Linked DNA regions of Mus musculus: region 1 is linked to region 2. The links are chromatin contacts, found by Hi-C or POLR2A ChIA-PET in ENCODE. All regions are on one chromosome and are shown on one strand. Each heading gives the region's core, a stretch centred on a gene start or an enhancer-like site at or near the end of the contact. The rest is flanking DNA. Distances are from core to core; before and after follow the strand shown. Region 1 holds the start of Usp19 (ubiquitin specific peptidase 19). Region 2 holds the start of Klhdc8b (kelch domain containing 8B).

Region 1 (2,859 bases), core at 84-2,583, 38 kb after region 2:
GAACAGCTACTGCAAGATGCGCACCGGGCACGGTCTGACCCCCAAGCCTGGTCCCCATTCCTGAAACCTGGTCCTGATACCTGTAGACCCTGATCTCCCCTCTTCCTCAGGAGCCGGGCCGAGGGTGAGAGACAGAAGGCAGAGACAGTCCAAGCGGCACTGGAGGAGGCTCAGAGGGCACAAGGAGCTGCTCAGGGTGCCATCTGGGGAGCAGTGGTTGACACACAAAACACAGAGCAGACCCTGCAGCGGGTATGACTTCCTTAGGACGAGGTGATGGGCATGTACTAAGGATCTGGCTTGCTTTGTCTGGGACAGGGAGGTCTTACTGTGTAGCCCTGGGCAGCCTGGAAGTTACAGAGATCAACTTGCTTCTCCTTCTCAGTTGCTGGTACTAAAGGTGGATTTGTTAAACCTGGGCCTTTCTGTGGCAGGTCCAGGAGAGGATGGCAGGTGCAGAGAAGTCTCTGAACTCTGCCGGTGAGCGGGCTCGGCAATTAGACGCCCTCCTGGAGGCCCTGAAACTGAAACGGGCAGGAAATAGCCTGGCAGCATCTACAGCGGAAGAAACAGCAGGCAGTGCCCAGAGCCGTGCCAGGGAGGCTGAGAAAGTGGGTTGGGCGAAGCCCTCTGGATGGGGTAGGGGTATTATAGTTAGAATTCCACTGAATTAGTATACCGACCCTGCCTCTTACATCTGCAGCAACTACGGGAACAAGTAGGTGACCAATACCAAACAGTGAGGGCGTTGGCAGAGCGGAAGGCTGAAGGTGTTCTGGCTGCACAAGCCAGGGCAGAACAACTGCGGGATGAGGCTCGGGACCTGTTGCAGGCCGCTCAGGATAAGCTGCAGCGGCTACAGGGTGAGGACCATGGTGGGCGGGAGCTAGAAAGGTGGGCTTGCGTGAGAAAAGACTTGAACTATTTCTTGACCCTTCTAGAGCTGGAGGGCACATATGAGGAGAACGAGCGTGCACTGGAGGGCAAAGCGGCCCAGCTGGATGGGCTGGAAGCCAGGATGCGCAGTGTGCTCCAGGCCATCAACTTGCAGGTCCAGATCTACAACACCTGCCAGTGACCACTCCCTAGGGCCTAGCCTTGTCGCCAAGCACTGTTCTGCACACGATCGTCCGCACATTAAAGAGCTCCTGGCTAGCAAGAGCTTTCAATAAACCTGTGTGAACCTCCTCTGTGTTGTCTGGCCTTTGATGGGAGGGGCGGAGGACCTTTATACACGCCATCAGCTGTAGGCTACCAGCAGAGGCCGAGCACCGGAACCCCTCCTCTTCCTTTCCCGCCCTCCCCAAAGCTGCCCTTCACCAAGAGCTCCCACTCTTGCCGGAAGTGCGTCATCAGCTCGGCACCCCGCCTCCCGTAGCCGTAGCTAGAAGTCGAAACAAAACAAGCGGCTGAAGCAGCGGCGAAGGCGGCGGTGGCGGAGGAGCCGGGACGGGGGAGGGGCGCGCCGGAACCGGAACCGACCCGACGCCGGAACCGGAATCGAGAGCGTGTTGCCAGGGCCCGAAGAGGGCTGGTGGCGGCGGTCTCGCTCGGTGAGTGGTGTGGGCCTCAAGTCGCCGGTTTGGCCGCAGCGGGGGAAGGCCGCAAGGTTGGCCCGGGGCGGGCCTGTTCAAGGTCACGGGCCGTGCCAGCCCCGACATCTCGAGCCTCGCGGCGTGCTCGGCCTACCGATGCCGACCGAGCCGTTATGCTACCCCTGTGGCCGGCCTCTCTGTTTTTAAGAGGATTAGCGGCGAGCGAGGGTGGCTTCCTGGAGGAGGTGGTGGCAGGCCTGGGATTCGGAGGCTGGAGGAGGGCAGCATCCTAGCCGGGGCGTTGGTCTGCGTTCAGTAACTCTGCGCAGCTTCTCTAACCAGCTGGGATCTCCGGATAGTTTCTCTGCCGCTTCGACGGCTTTCAGAGCATGGGGGAGGGATTCCGGCTGTGAATCGGGCCTCGGTGTAAGGAGGAAACGGCGGGTGCTCTGCCCAGAGGCCTGGACGGACTGTCACTAAAGATTCCGCTCATCACTCTTATCGTCCAAGGGTATTTTTATCACCCCACTCTCCCCTAAGGGAACACAGGCTACAGTTCAATCTCCTTCGTCTCGCAAGCCGGGCTTGAGGCTGCCAGGGCTAGTACTAGGTCTACGTTCCATCTCCACCCTCACTAGTTTTGAGAACTTCACTTTGGATGGAGGGAGCCCGAATCCACACACAGGTGGGAAACAGATCAGGCCTCCGTGGCTCAGAGCTGATGATGAAGGAAGGAACCTGGAGACAGGGGTGATGTCTGTTTCGTTGTTAAGCCTATCACCGTGTCTTAAAACTGGAGTCCACTCCTCATTTTTTTTTTTTTCGAGACAGGGTTTCTCTGTGTAGCCCTGGCTGTCCTGGAACTCACTCTGTAGACCAGGCTGGCCTCGAACTCAGAAAATCCGCCTGCCTCTGCCTCCCAAGTGCTGGGATTAAAGGCGTGCGCCACCACCACCCGCCTCCACTCCTAATCTTTAAGGCTGAGGAGAGAGAGATCGATCCTTCTTTAGGTGGAAACAAAAGATCAAGTTTCAGGAGCTGGTTTATGGCAAAAAATAGGAGCCGGCAGGAAGCAGACTAGATGCTTTAGTACCAGAGCCTTTCTGGTTAGTGGCAGCACCTGGGGCCGTTTTCAGCTTCAGAGTCTGCCCTTCTGCTGCTCTGACTATTCCTTGGTCTCCCTCTCTGCTGCCTGACTCCTTCACTCTCTACTTGTCTGGCGGTGACTAAGCAGCCGGCGAGAGTGAAGGAAGCAGAGCAGGCTGCTCAGAGTGCAGACCTGTGGGTTGGAGCCATGGCTCTCATCCAGAGGATGATCCTGGTC
Region 2 (2,739 bases), core at 227-2,726:
GGCCTCATCTTGATTCTGTCAGGGCTGGATGGGTGTGTCTGCCCAGTCCAAGGGATCTTGCCTTGACCTGGAGGGGAGGCAGAAAACAAAGGGTCAGGGCCACTGTCAAGAAACAGATGAACAACATGTAGCTGAAGGCAGGCCAGGCCCAAAACCACTCGTGCAGAAAGACCCACACCTTTGACTAACACTCTACTGGTGAAGGTCCTTCTATAGTGGGAAGAATAGATTCCAGGTACCCAGAAGGCGTTCTCGGTTCTTGTGGGAACATGAGGGATTCTTCCCTCCCCAACCTTAAGAACTAGCAAATAGTAACTTGATCAATTTAGAGTGGAAGGGAAGATAGAGCCCAAATCTCCATCCTAGCGTGCTTCCTGTCCCAACAAGTCTTATCTCAGTGCTCCAAGAGAGTTCTGCATCCTCTACACACTGGCATCTAGTGTGCCTTCAACAACCTGGGTCCAGCCATCAGGGTCCCTCATCCTGTAGTCCTTACAAGAAGGATCTTCTACAAGGTATAACCATTTATATCAGCAAAAGGCCAGTCTCATATGCGAGACCCAAAGGGGCTAGACTCCAGGATTCCACACTCCCTTTGAAGTCCATCCTTTATGGGTGTGGCGATGCCAGCAGATTCCCTGCTGAGGAGGTTTTAAAAGGCTGGTGTAGAGAATCTCTTGAGCACAGGATTAGAAGGTCCCTGAGTCCAGGGCTTTTCCTGTAGGAATAAACGGCTGGATTCCTGACACCCCCCACCCAAGAGCACATTCCTTAGCCTCCCCTTTTGCTGTGTGTGTATCTCTCTGTGTCTATGTCTCTATGTGTATGCTGGGGGTCTCCACTCTCAGTCCCGGGATTTAACAGGGACGGCCTCCTGGCCCCAAACTTCCAACTCAAAGGAGAGTGGGGGGCGGGTCTGGCTAGTGGGTTTAATTAAGGTTCTATCCTTCATGCCCCAAACTTCCCCTGCGCGAGGTTCCCGCGGGACTCACCTGCTGGATCTCAAATGTCGCCAGGGCACGGGGTCCGCTGTTCCGCCTCCGCCTCCGCTGGCTCCGGCTAGGGCTGAAGCTGGGCTCTGGTGGGGCTCCCGCACCGCTCCGGCGTGGGGCGGGGCTGGACCGGGTCCGCCCCTCGCTCCCCCCTCCCCAGATTCGGGGAAACCTCCTCCCGCCTTAACTCTGCACATGCCACGGCAGGAGTAGGGCGCACCGACCCACGGTCACCCAAAATGAACAGACAGGCATATGGACATCCGGCCGGCCAGGATTTAGGGCTCTACCTGGGGCGATGATAGAAATGAGGCAGCGGCGAGCAACACAACACCGGTATGGTGGGATCGGAGGCGGGTGTCGTTGTGAGTCGGATCCACTCTGGGTACAATCAGCCAGGGGCTAGCCAGTGGAACCTGGGGCCTTTAGGGGTCGGAGTCCGCCCATCACAACTGAGCTTGGAGGTGCCAAACCACAAGCTTCCCAGCGGCGCCCCCTAGAGGCCACTAGGGCTGTAGCCTGGGCCTCTGGTTGGGGAGCCCAGCCGAGCTGTCCTAACCATGACACAAAGCAGGACACAGAAAAGATCCCTTAGTGTATATGGAGACTAGCAGCTTGTAGGGTGGAGGGGCAGACTGTACTAGCCTTGGGGCCTATCTAGACCTTCTTTATAGAAAAGTAGGTTATTTTTGCTTCGATCCGAGCAGTGGATGTGCACAATCAGCCAGATGCCAGGAGTCTCTCTGCCTAATGCTACTCTGGGGCTACTACTCAGAGGTTGGGTGACTGTTCATCTTCAGGGTACAGAGCTCATCTCTAGCCAACTCCGTGGTCATGTGATAGCAAACTGGTGTGACAAAGACTCCCCTGGAGTGAGAATTCTGAAATTTTGATTTCTTTTAACATCAGAGAAATCGTATAGGAATATGTTTTTGTTTTAATGCCAGGTGTGGAGATACGGGGCTGCTTCCCAGCAGCTGACTACGATTTGCCTGTGTTCTAGCAAAAGCAGGGTTTTGCCAGCTGCACATAGTTTCTGTGATTGTGTTATGTTTGGAATTCTGGGTACTTCTCAGAGGATATAAGTTTGAGAGCCCTGGGGGGTGGATGGGTGGTTGTTGGCCATCAGTGGGGAGGGGACTAGTTGCAGTTTGTTAGTTGTCAAAAGAAATTAGATTCAAGGACCTCTATTTATCTCTCCCCTCTATCCTTCTTTCTCTCCTATCTAGTGATAGGGGTTGAAACTGGGGGATGAAGGGTGGGAAAAAAACCCACAAAGTAGCAAAGACCAGCTGCATCCACCTACCTCTGATTCACACTTTGGCTCAGCCTATCTTGTGAGCATTCTGATCAGCCGAAGCTTCCAGTTGGAAAGCTTGTGTGAACAGCTCCTGCACTTGTCTGTGTCTGCTCATTGATTCCGACCCTTTTGTGTACAGTGTTTAGCTTAATTTTCCCAACGCAGATCTTGAGGCAGTGACACAAGTGTGTGTGGTTAGTGTAGGAGGTGAAGCCAGGAAGCACCCGCAGAGAAGTAGCAAGAAGACCAAGGAAAGCAGCCAATAAAGGAGGTACCATCAGTTACCACCGTGGGTAACTGCAACCTGGGGATTCTGGGAGGTGACTAGAAACATGGGTCTTATATTGTTACTGCTCCCAAGAACAAGGGGACCTAAGAAACCCACCTTCACATCCCCAGGGATCATACAGTACTAATGCCTTTGCATGCCCAAAATTCTGACTGTCC

Evidence for each region. A loop is a pair of places that touch in the nucleus more often than their neighbours do. ChIA-PET counts read pairs that join two places held with the same protein, here RNA polymerase II (POLR2A).
Region 1: a loop to region 2 is called in a map of heart, with 2.0 times the contacts of the local background. The contact joins the promoter of Usp19 here to the promoter of Klhdc8b in region 2. A Hi-C loop is called at or near these places in 2 of 37 maps with a recorded cell type or tissue (T-helper 2 cell and heart). POLR2A ChIA-PET finds 5 or more read pairs at or near these places in 4 of 5 experiments (Patski and embryonic stem cell).

What each region holds. Positions count from the first base shown.
Region 1 is chr9:108,489,343-108,492,201 of GRCm38, forward strand. Usp19 (ubiquitin specific peptidase 19) reads left to right here and starts at 1,334. Exons shown (of 27, transcript NM_027804.4): 1 at 1,334-1,553. Lamb2 (laminin, beta 2) reads left to right here. Exons shown (of 33, transcript NM_008483.3): 29 at 1-32; 30 at 111-252; 31 at 435-611; 32 at 704-863; 33 at 942-1,188. The coding sequence ends at 1,078.
Region 2 is chr9:108,451,325-108,454,063 of GRCm38, forward strand. It overlaps Klhdc8b (kelch domain containing 8B), which reads right to left and starts at 1,477. Exons shown (of 6, transcript NM_001359428.1): 1 at 993-1,477; 2 at 1-67. It also overlaps a transcript of Ccdc71 not described here.